Regions from separate parts of the Homo sapiens genome. Here region 1 is linked to region 2. The links are chromatin contacts, found by Hi-C or POLR2A ChIA-PET in ENCODE. All regions are on one chromosome and are shown on one strand. Each heading gives the region's core, a stretch centred on a gene start or an enhancer-like site at or near the end of the contact. The rest is flanking DNA. Distances are from core to core; before and after follow the strand shown. Region 1 overlaps DTNB (dystrobrevin beta). Region 2 overlaps DTNB (dystrobrevin beta).

The links. A loop is a pair of places that touch in the nucleus more often than their neighbours do. ChIA-PET counts read pairs that join two places held with the same protein, here RNA polymerase II (POLR2A). Pooled maps may share reads with other maps.
Region 1: a loop to region 2 is called in a map of left colon, with 6 times the contacts of the local background. The contact joins two enhancer-like sites. A Hi-C loop is called at or near these places in 7 of 168 maps with a recorded cell type or tissue (B cell, GM12878, OCI-LY7 and 4 more), 32 of 37 single-sample maps with no recorded cell type and 17 of 50 pooled maps. POLR2A ChIA-PET finds 5 or more read pairs at or near these places in 6 of 52 experiments (AG04449, CD8-positive, alpha-beta memory T cell, GM12878 and 3 more).

Annotation. Positions count from the first base shown.
Region 1 is chr2:25,556,228-25,562,158 of GRCh38, forward strand. All of the region lies in intron 8 of DTNB (dystrobrevin beta), which reads right to left. Among named protein-coding and RNA genes, the nearest start is that of DTNB, 110 kb to the right of the region's middle. RefSeq lists an enhancer at 1,945-2,640. Within about 2 kb of position 2,229, at least 5 of the 41 ENCODE cell types and tissues checked have a DNase peak (open chromatin) inside an H3K27ac peak, as active enhancers do; they include OCI-LY7, where a contact is called at or near this core.
Region 2 is chr2:25,520,446-25,525,834 of GRCh38, forward strand. The region is part of intron 9 of DTNB (dystrobrevin beta); the gene reads right to left. Among named protein-coding and RNA genes, the nearest start is that of DTNB-AS1, 100 kb to the left of the region's middle. RefSeq lists enhancers at 1,913-1,962, 4,266-4,345. Within about 2 kb of position 1,871, at least 3 of the 41 ENCODE cell types and tissues checked have a DNase peak (open chromatin) inside an H3K27ac peak, as active enhancers do; they include OCI-LY7, where a contact is called at or near this core.

The DNA of each region.
Region 1 (5,931 bases), core at 979-3,478, 36 kb after region 2:
ACTCTCCTACAAAAATCCTAGTATACTTGGTACAAGTGTTTTTTCTGGGAGAATTCCTATATGAGGAACTGTTAGGTCAAAGGTTACATGCATTTAAATTCTGTCACCTGCATTTATCTATTCATACTCCTACCAAGAATCTTCAAGAGTTCTCCTCTGTACACCCTTGCCAAAACTGAATATTATCAATCTCCTACATTTTTTGCAAGTTGGCTGGGCATAAAATGAACATTTCCAAAATCGAAAGTAATTTAAAACTGGAACAAGTGGAAAATGCCAACTTTCATAAAGTTCTTCAATAAACGTTGATTATGTGTAGCAGGTAATTGGGATGCAAAGGCTGAAAATAAACTGAGGACTTACAATCTAATGAAATATATAGACAAATAAGCAGATTCTATGAAGATGATTATAACAGTGTGAAAAGTGCTTTAAAAGAGGTATTCAGTGTGATATAGCGGGCCATGAAGAGACACATCAAACCACTCGGAGAATCAGAAAAAGTAGTGATACCTGAGCTAATTAAAGGATATACAGAGGTTGGTAAGGGAAAGCTGGGAGGATGGGGAGAAGAGGAGATAAAGGAAACTAGAATCGCAGATTCAAAAACATAAAACTAAGAAAATATAGTGTATTAGGCAACTGCAAATAGTTTAACACTGTCATAGTGCTGCCTGTGAGTGGAAGACATAAATAAGAGTCTCAGACCAAAGACATAACTGTAAAAGCTTTCAAAACATTACTCTGTAAGAAAAAACTTTCATGTGTTATAAGTCATCTTTGTATTAGAAGTTGCTTCTCGAATACAGACAGCAGACAGTTCTCTGGCACTCAAATGCAGTAATGGGTTCCATGGCAGAACTGAAGTAGGAAGGAGTGTGACCAATATTTCAGGTTTAGGTAAACAAAAGTTCTAGTCAGCTAAAACCAAAAAAAGCAGAGCACACAAATACTATGGAAGTAGATCCACAGGCAGCCAGGATCCCAAGAAAGGCAGACTGGAGTTAGAGGGAGTATGAGAGTTGGAAGACTAAGAGGTCTTCCCATGTGCTTCTGTGTATGGTGGCACTCTCCAGGGCCTGGAACTGAGATGTCACTGAATGAATACCAGGACAGAAAGCTCGCTGCCCTGTTTAGACAGCCCATTGTATCGCTACACCGGACACATCACAGTTCCAAAGCTGTCACAAGTGCTACCACAGGTCAAAATAGGAGGAGAGCCAGCAGTCCACTGACATCACACATGGTACAGACACACTAAAAGCAGCAACAAAAGACTATCACAACTATTATTTAGCACTGCTCTAAAACAGTGTTTTCCAAAGTTTTCTCAAGATAAAAAATGTCCAGGGCCTTTGTTTAAAAAATAAAACAAAGCAGATTCCTCAGCCTCAACCCAGACCTACTAATATTCCCAAGGGTGAAGGCCTGGGACTTTGTATATTTAACAAACAGCCCAGGTGATTCTTTCCAGGGAATTCTGGGAAGCACTGCTTCCCCACAAATTAGAAGTTCTTACTAACACAAAGAGGTAAAAAATTGAGACAGGGGTAAAACTATCAGAAAGTGATTCAGTTGCTGCTTCCTACAGATGATGTAATTATCTACTTGGAAGTCCAAGAAAAGGAACTGAAAAATTATTAGAACCACATATTGACAGAAGAACCAGTGAGACTTCAAGACAGAAATGTCCATGAGATCTCTGAATGTAGGAGTCTTAACCTAAACAAGAAGAACGAGCTGGAACTAAGAACTGCAGAAATTTATTAGCGTCTGGGGTGGAGTGAGGGGCATGTAAAAGCCGGAACTGTGAGAAAACATTCAGAAAGAAGGTGTGCAAGAGAATGCCGGGGAGCACAGGATCTGGCTCATCAAAGGCGATCCAAAGGCTTAATGAGTAATTAACATGCACATTTCATAGCTAGACATTTCGTAGTCACTAAATGAAGATATACAACATATAACACACATGGATTAAATTTATTTAGAGAAAGAGTTCAACCCTAAATCTGTACCTGTAGATCTCAGAAAGCATGAGGTATTCAGGCAATAATCACTGATAAATTTGAGTTAATGCAGAAACAGATAAGCAATTCACACTACTGGGTCACAGAGAACACAGTGATCTTCCCACACATGGAAGCAGAAGATGCACTCTCCAGTGCAGCTCTGGTGGCCATCTGCAAGAACAAAAAAAAGATCTAAAGTTGACAAAAGGGCTGTGGCTAAGTGATGACTGCCACAGGAAATTGCTCATTTGAAGAACTGCTTGGTTTAAGCTAAGTCATACACTTCTTTGTAATGGAAAAACCTCCTTGTCATCGCTCTAAGAATAATCAGGCTACAGTTGAAAAAATGCCTTATTGTTTCATAAACTACACACCAATTCTTTATTTGATCGCATCCATCTTTTTAAACAGCTGGGTCCATTTTGAATGTTCTCGTTTTAAACTTAGCATTTTTGCAGCTGTAAGTGGTTTTATGAATAAATCGTGCATGCAAACAACACAGTAGAATTGGGCAACGTTCAGATGATTGAAAGGAGCAATATCTAAAACATCCCAAGCAACCTACTGAAAATGCGGATAAAGGTTATCAGGATATCCCAGACTATTCCCCCTAACCCTTGGGGGGCTCTAGAAAGTCCAGAATTTCAAAGGGAGGCCTCTGGTCAACGAAGCAGTCACTTTAGCTCTAAGTCAGCTGTCGAATGGGAGAGTTTCAGAGCACTTCTCCCCAGGCCTCCATAACACCATCAACAAGAGTAAAAAGATGAACCCAGAGCCCTGCATGTTCCTGGCAACCAACACCCTCTCAACTAACACATTGCCACAGTGCCATGATCTGCCTATCTGGGGTTAATTCCAGCACGACCTTTATATCAGGTTATACTTTTTAAAAATAAGAAATCCAAGACTCTCACCTGGTTTTTATTCCTGTGAGGCTCAGTACATCCCCTCACGCGACCCCAATCCTCAACTCTCAAAACCCTTCTCCTTGTCTTCATAGTCCAGCATCGGCAAAATCCCTCCTCTGTCCGAGGCTTACGCATCAACCTCTTCTCTGAATGTTGCTTTCACCTACGGCTCTAGGAGGAAACCTGGCATTCCCTGAAGGCTCAGCTTCCCTGCAGCCATTTCAAGTGGCAGCTGCTTTCTTTCTCACACCCCTCAAACAACTAGACCTCCAGGTGGAGGAGAAGTCCTCCTAGAACCACACTGCCACTCTCAGATCATTTTCCCTTTTCCTTAAAACTCCGATTTTGAATGTCGTATAATCAGACCAAAACCCAAGTTGTCCCTCCTTCGCGGAGTCCAACATTACTACTGTCATAATTCTTGTTGATTTCAACATTTACAGTTGATCTTTCCAATGCACTGATCGTAGTGGGATGAATGACGGCCCCCCAAAAGATATGTCCACATCCTAATCTCTGGAACCTGCATTACCTTATATGGCAGAAGAGTGAATATTACCTTCTATGACAAAATTAACTTAAGAATCTAGATGGGAGAGGAAGCATTTACCCTGGATTACCTGGTTGGGCCCAAAATGCAATCAAATGTATTTTCATATAAGACAGATACACAGAGGAGAAGAGACAGATGAGAAGAAGGCAATGTAACCCAGGAGGCAGAGACTGAAGTGACACAGCCACAAAGTCAAAGAACGCCAACTGCAGCTAGAAGCTGGAAGAGGGAAAGAACAGTGTGATGTTCAATGTACGTGTCAAGGGGCCGGGCGTGGTGGGTGGCTCACGCCTGTAATCCCAACACTTTGAGAGGCCAAGGCGGGTGGATCACCTGAGGCCAGGAGTTCAAGACCAGCCTGGCCAACACGGCGAAACCCCATGTCTACTAAAAATACAAAAATTAGCTAGGCATGTTGGCGCATGCCTGTAATCCCAGCTACTCGGGAGGCTGAGGCAAGAGAATAGCTTGAACCTGGGAGGTTGCGGTGAGCTGAGATTGTGCCTCTGCACTCCAGCCTGGGTGACAAAGTGAGACTCCGTCTCAAAGAAATAATAAAATAAAATAAATTTTATGTGTCAATTTGACTGGGCTATGAGAAGCTCAGATATTTGGTGAAATGCTCTTCTGGGTGTTCCTTTTAGGGTGTTTTGCATGAGATTAACATTTATATTGGTAGACTGTGTAAAAGAGATGGCCTTCCCTAGTGTGGATGACCCTCACCCAATCATTTGAAGGCCTGAATACAACAAAAAGGCTGACCCAGCCCTGAATAAGAAAAAAGTCCTCTTGTCTTCAAACGTCTGCCTTTGGACCCAAACTGAAAGATCAACTCTTTCTAGGTCTGGAGCCTGCTGGAACTACCCACCATTGGTTCTCCTGGTTCTCAGGCCTTCAGACCAGGATTGGACCTATATCATCAGTTCTCCTGGGTCTCCAACTTGCCAACTCACCCCGCAGATCTTGGGACTTGTCATCCTCCATAACTGCATAAGCCATTTCCTTACAATAAATCTCACAGACATGCGCGTGCCCACCCTATTGAGTCTGTTTCTCTAGAGAATCCTAATACAAAGAGATACTTTCCTAGAGCTTGCAGAGAGAGTGTGGCTCTGCTGACACTTCGATTTCAAACTTGTGTCCAGCACTGTGAGAGGGTTTAGGACCCCAGGTTGGTGGTAGTTTGTTATGGCCTCCACAGGAAGCTAATATATCTGTTAATACATATGTCCTCTCTGAATTCTTCTTCAGCAACTGTTCTCCCACCCTATGTTGGCTGCCATTTCTAGTCACCTCCTACCTACAACATTTTATTGCCAGTTACTGTACATTACCTGAAATCTCAGTTTCAAGCACCTACTCTCACCAACTTCTGTCTTTCTAGCACATTCCTTCTAGTAGTCTGCCTAGAAAAATACTTCAACCCACTGAACCTATACTACATTGAGCCTACCATCTTTATCTTGTCTCCCTCACGGCCTAATTTCTCTCTTGAACCAAGCTCCATGTCTACATTTGATATTATATTTTCTTTGCACACACTCAACACCCCCCTCCTTGCCACTTCTCTTCCTTCGTCATACTTTTCTATCAAAACCCAACCCTATCCACTCTCTGCCTTCACCCACACAATGTGTGGTGGGAGTGAAATACACAGCTATGCTGACTGGTCTGAAGCTGAATTCACAACTACCAACCTCAAGTTAGTCATTCCAATGTCAGTTTAAATGTCACTACCTCAGAAAGGCTTTCCCTAGCCATCCAATTTAAAATACAAAATAATAGCTTTATTGAGTGATATGGTTTGGATGTGGGTCCCCTCCAAATCTCATGTTGAAATGTGATTCCCAGTGTTAGAGGTGGGGCGTGGTGGGAGGTGACTGCATTATGGGGGCGGATCCCTCAAGAATGGTTTAGTGCCATTCCCTTGGTGATGAGTGAGTTCTCAGTCCACAGGAGAGCTGGCTGTTTAAAGGAGCTGGCTCCTCCTCCTCTCCCCCTCTTGCCCCTGCTCTCGTCCTGTGATCTGCCTGCTTCTGCTATGCCTTCCACCATGATTGTAAACTTCCTGAGGCCCTCACCAGATGCTGAGCAGACATTGGTGCCATGCTTGCACAGCCTGCAGAACCATGAACCAATTAAATTTGTTTTCTTTATAAATTACCCAGTCTCAGGTATTCCTTTATAGTAATGCAAAAAAAGAATACATTGAGATACTATTCATATGCCATAAAATTCACCCACTGTAAAATTCAGTGGTTTTTAATATATTCAAAGAGTTGTACAACCATAACTAATATCTAATTTCAGCACATTTTCATCACTCTAAAAAAGAAACCCAATACTCAGCAGCCACTTCCCATTCCTCCCTCTCCCCAGCCCCCGGAAACTACTAATGTACATTCTGTTCATTTGCCTATTCTGTATATTTCATTCTGTCTCTATGCATTTGCCCATTCTG
Region 2 (5,389 bases), core at 621-3,120:
AAAAGCCATTTTTAACTCCAGACTCATCCATCATTTTAAAAGAAGTGTCACAAAAATGTGCTTTAATAATTAAACAACATAAACAAGAAGTTAGACTTGTTCTTTCACAGGGTTACAAATGGTCTTATATTATTCCTGGTCTGGTGAATTCTGCTGATATATTTAAAGTTGTTATGAATAAGTAGAAAACAAGCATATTTGTGTTTTACCAAAAAGTTCATAAGCACTGATAGCACCGATACTTAAAGCATAATTGTCTAAAGTTCAAAAAGAAGATTTATGAGGTATAGGAAAAAAACAACAAAGAGAACAGATTTTTTAAGTTCATATCAAAGTAATGTATACACAGAGTCTAAGTCAGTATTAAACAGAAGAGCAGTTAAAATAGAACAAATTAGAGCCACATTAAAGTATTACTGTAATTACAGTTTTATAATTACAGTATAATTTAAATAACAGTATAACAGTATTTTTTAATTATCTAGGTTAATTCTGTTTTGATGCAATGTGCGGAGAAAATTGGTTGGCTTAGCTGTTCAAACATGCTATATATTTATGTATGCAAAGGATGCAAGAAACAAATAAAAGACTTTCTGTCAGTAAGAGGCAGTCTGGTTTCTAGGTAACAAATTTTATCTGAGTCCTTCAGCAAAAGGTGTTATCTTCACCGCTGCGTGAAAAAACAACTTGGGCCATCAAACCAAAGATGATGATCATTCAGAAAAAAGAGTCTAAAGAAGCACAAAGTGCCCTAAATTTGCAGTTTTTAGACACCCTTCTTTGAGAGCAGGGGTTGGCAAACTTTTTCAGGGCCAGATAGTAAATAATATAAGCTCTAAGGGCCATTTGGTCTCAGTCGTTAATGACTCAATTCTGCCACTGGAGCTCGAAAGCATCCATAAACAACATAAAAATGAGTGAGTATGGCTGTGTCCCAATAATTTTTTTTTTTTTTTTTTTTAAGACAGAGTCTTGCTATGTCACCCAGGATGGAAAGGCACAATCTCGGCTCACTGCAACCTCTGCCTCCCAGGCTCAAGCAATCCTCGTGCCTCAGCCTCCTGAGTAGCTGAGATTACAGGTGCATGCAACTGTACCCGCCTAATTTTTATTTTTTTAGGAGAGACGGGGTTTCGCTATGTTGGCCATGGTGGTCTTGAACTCCTGTGATCCACTCCCAACTCAAGTGATCCACTCCCCTTGGCCTCCCAAAATGCTGGGTGAGCCACTGAGGCCAGTCCCAATAAAACTTTACTTACGGACACTGACGTGATTTTCATGTAAGTTTCACTTTACAAAATATTCTTATTTCTCTTCAAACATTTAAAAATGTAAAGGTCTTGTTAGATCATGAGGGACAGGTTGGCCTTAGCCTGCAGGCTATAGTTTGCCCACCCCTATTAAGATGAATCCCAGGTGTGTGCAGCGGAAGACACTGGGCTCTTTCTCGCTAGAATTCAGGGTAATAGACACACTAAGCCAACACGTGAAGTTTTGCTTCCCCTCAGAAATAAATCTACACAAACTGAAATGCAATGGTGACTAACCACTAATTAAAGAGATTAGGCTTAAGAACTCTGTGGTTAGAAAATTAGCAAGAGCAAATTGCTTGAATTCGGATCACAGGAAGCCTGTTAGAGGCATCCAGAGGTAGACGTGGTATAAATATGTTTTTGCCAAAAGAAGCAACTCATTTCTCTCAGAGACCTGGAAGTAAGAGAAGTTGCTAGAGTGCTGATACGTGAATTGGCTTTGTTTTGAATACACGTCTTGCAATTTATTTGAAAAACCTTGTTTACTCAATATTCTCACCACCCCCCAGAAAGGAACACAAAGAAATATGCCTGACATCTAGTGGTGGCTTTGGGAAACTGTAGGTACATGACTTGTATTACTTTCTGAAAGAAAACCAAAACCAAAACAAAACGCAAAAACATAAATGGTGGGGAGGAGTCAGATGCCTGTGTATATAAATTGTGTTGGGTATAATTCATTCACTCAATACATTTTAGGTGCCTACCACGCACCAAGCAGTATTTCAGGTAATAGGAATTCGGCGGAGAACAAGATAAAGTCCAGCCTTTGTGGAGTTTACATTTTTGTGACATGATTAACTTTATTTGAAGGAAAAGACTTTAAAAGTTTATAGCCTTCTAGCCACTTAAAAGCACTTTCTCATACATTATCTTAAAAAAATCCTGAGACAATTAAGACAGGTTTTATTAACACCATTTTACAGAAAGGCAAACTGAGGTCTTTTTTTTTTTTTTTTTGAGATGGAGTCTTGCTCTGTCGCCCAGGATAGAGTGCAGTGGTGCAATCTCGGCTCGCTGCAACCTCTACCTCCTGGGTTCAAGCAATTCTCCTGCCTCAGCCTCCCAAGTAGCTGGGATTACAGGGGCCTACCACGACGCCCAGTTAATTTTTGTATTTTTAGTAGAGACGGGGTTTCACCATATTGGTTAAGTTAGTCTTGAACTCCTGACCTCAGGTGATCCACCCACCTTGGCCTCCCAAAGTGCTGGGATTACAGACATGAGCCACCGCACCAGGCCTGGAGTCCACACATTTTCTAAAGAGTCAGACTTCGATTTGTACTAATTTATTATTTTGCTGGCTACACACAAAAGGAAATATTGGTGAGCCTATCAGAAAAGTCTATCAACAGCATTAACCTTCAATTAAAAGGATCTCATGAACTAAATTCTGGTTAGCCTACTGCAACTATATAAAACTGGCTTCTTCACTCTCACTCAAACCTATTTGCAAACACTCAAACCTATTTGCAAATGCACAAAGTACTATGTGAACACTGTTAGCACCTTGCAGAGTAGCTAGAAGGTCCTCAATAAGTATTTGCTGAATTAATGAATAATTAAGAATCTTAGCAAGCGTTAAGAATTGCTATTCATGGCTGGGTGCAGTGGCTCACGCCTGTTATCTCAGCACTTTGGGTGGCCAAGGCAGGCAGATTGCTTGAGGTCAGGAGTTCGAGACCAGCTAGGCCAACACGGCGAAACCCCATCTCTACAAAAAATACAAAAAGTTAGCCAGGCATGGTGGCACGCACTTGTAGTCCTAGCTACTCAGGAGGCTGAGGCATGAGAATTGCATGAGCCTGGGAAGCGGAGGTTGCAGTGAGCTGAGATCACACCAGTGCACTCCAGCCTGGGCGACAGAGCAAGACTCTGTCTCCAAAAAAAAAAAAAAAAAGAACTGCTACTCATATGTTTGTATTTGTACTCTGCATTGCACTCTGAACATTTCTTAATACTTAGTGTTGAATTTTTAGTTTGCTTTCATATAACTAAAACTCTTTATGTCCTCCTAATGCAGTGGTTCTGTAAACTGATCAGATGTATTAGGGAACTTTTTCAAAAGGTGGATTCTTAGGCCACTTCCAGAATTATGGTTAAGTTGACCTAGAATGGAAGTAACTTGGTCATCTGTACTTTTTTTTTTTTTTTTTTTTTGAGACAGAGTTTCCCTCTTCTTGCCCAAGCTGGAGTGCAATGGCGTGATCTTGGCTCACCGCAACCTCCACCTCCCAGGTTCAAGCAATTCTCCTGCCTCAGCCTCCCGAGTAGCTGGGATTACAGGCATGCACCACCACACCCAGCTAATTTTGTATTTTTAGTAGAGATGAGGTTTCTCCATGTTGGCCAGGCTGGTCTTGAGCTCCGGACCTCAGGTGATCCGCCTGCCTCAGCCTCCCAAAGTGCTGGGATCACAGGCATGAGCCACCGTGCCCGGCCCTTCTGTACTTTTTAAGGCCTTCTGATTGATCTTGGTATCAGCCAAGTTTGGGAACCATTAACACGTATTGAATACAGAAAAAAAAATCTGTAAGACATAGAAACTCAAAGTTGAAAGGATCCTCAAAAGTTATCTAGTCAAACTAAATAGGATTAACTGCTCAACATCTCATCTAAATCTGAAAGAGAATCTACCAGAGCTTTTTTTTTTTTTTTTTTGGTGGGGGGGGTGGTCTGCTGACTATATTCTTGGCTTGGGAGTAATTCGGACTGATAAATAGTTAAACTATAAAATCTGAATTCTAGGTAGTATCTTGTAGAGTTGAAGACATTTGTAGAACAAGTTACTACAGCTGACCAGTATCTGGTTCTCCTCTCCTCCCTAGGTACACAGAAGGCTATTCAGGCTTGAAATTAGGTGGGGCTGTGAGGCAGGTGGTATGTGTCATTTCTGAACCAAAGCACAGAAGAATGGCTCTGAGCTGTCCCTACGCTTTCTTCCCCTGCTGCAGCAATGAGGAGGGCTCGTGTGAAGATGGTGGAGCCACAAGAGTAAAGCAGCCTACACCATCGAACCACTGCCCAGGTTGGCTGCTCCAGTCATTCCAGTCCACAACGGACTGGGTGTGAGTAACAAACAAACATTTATGAGCTGAACCACTGAGATCTGGTGGTTAATCTGCTACTATATTATTACTCGTGCTATCCTGAATATGTAATATTCATATCCCAGGACCCAGTAGTTAGCCTCCTACCTTACAGGATTTCTCCATACAAGAATGCTCAAAGCAGCACTGTAGGCTATAGTGAAAAATCGGAAATAATGTCCAGCAATGAAGAATGAATTACTCGTGGTAAAGTCATTCAATGGAATACCATTGGAGATTTTGGATAAATTTCAAAAACATATTACTTAATAAAGTAATAAACTTACAGAACGACATGTAGAGCATGACCATTTATATACAGTTTTAACATATCTGATTTTTATAGATGTATAAATATCTAATAAAAGTAGTTTAAAAAGTATAAAATCATGAATACCAAACAAATGATAGTGGCTACCCTTTGGGAAAAGGAAAGCGTGATTAGATGAGGAAGAGGGACACAGGAGACCACAGTTTTATCTACAATGTTTTATTCATTTTTTAAAAAAGATCCAAGCTGGGCGCAGTGGCTCACACCTGTAATCCTAGGAGGCTGAGGCAGGTGGATCACCTGAGGTCAGAAGTTCAAGACCAGCCTGGCCAACATTGTGAAACCCCACCTCTACCAAAAATATAAAATTAGCTGGGGGTGGTGGCACATGCCTGTAATCCCAGCTACTCGGGAGGCTGAGGCAGGAGAATCGCTTGAACCCAGGAGGTGGAAGTTGCAGTGAGCCAAGATCGCTCCATTGCACTCCAGCCTCGGCAACAAGAGCGAAATTCCGTCTCAAAAAAAAAAGAAAAAAAAATCCAAGGCAAATATATAGAATAAAATAAGAATTAATAAGGAAAAATCCAAGTTCTAATTCTTAGCTCTCAGTCCCAGCTGCATTTTTACTTAAATTTCTAACAGAAAACTCGATATGGGGAGGGCTTTTTAAATAGAAGAAACGTGAAGTCAGGTTCACCCAAAGACAGGGAAGTGGA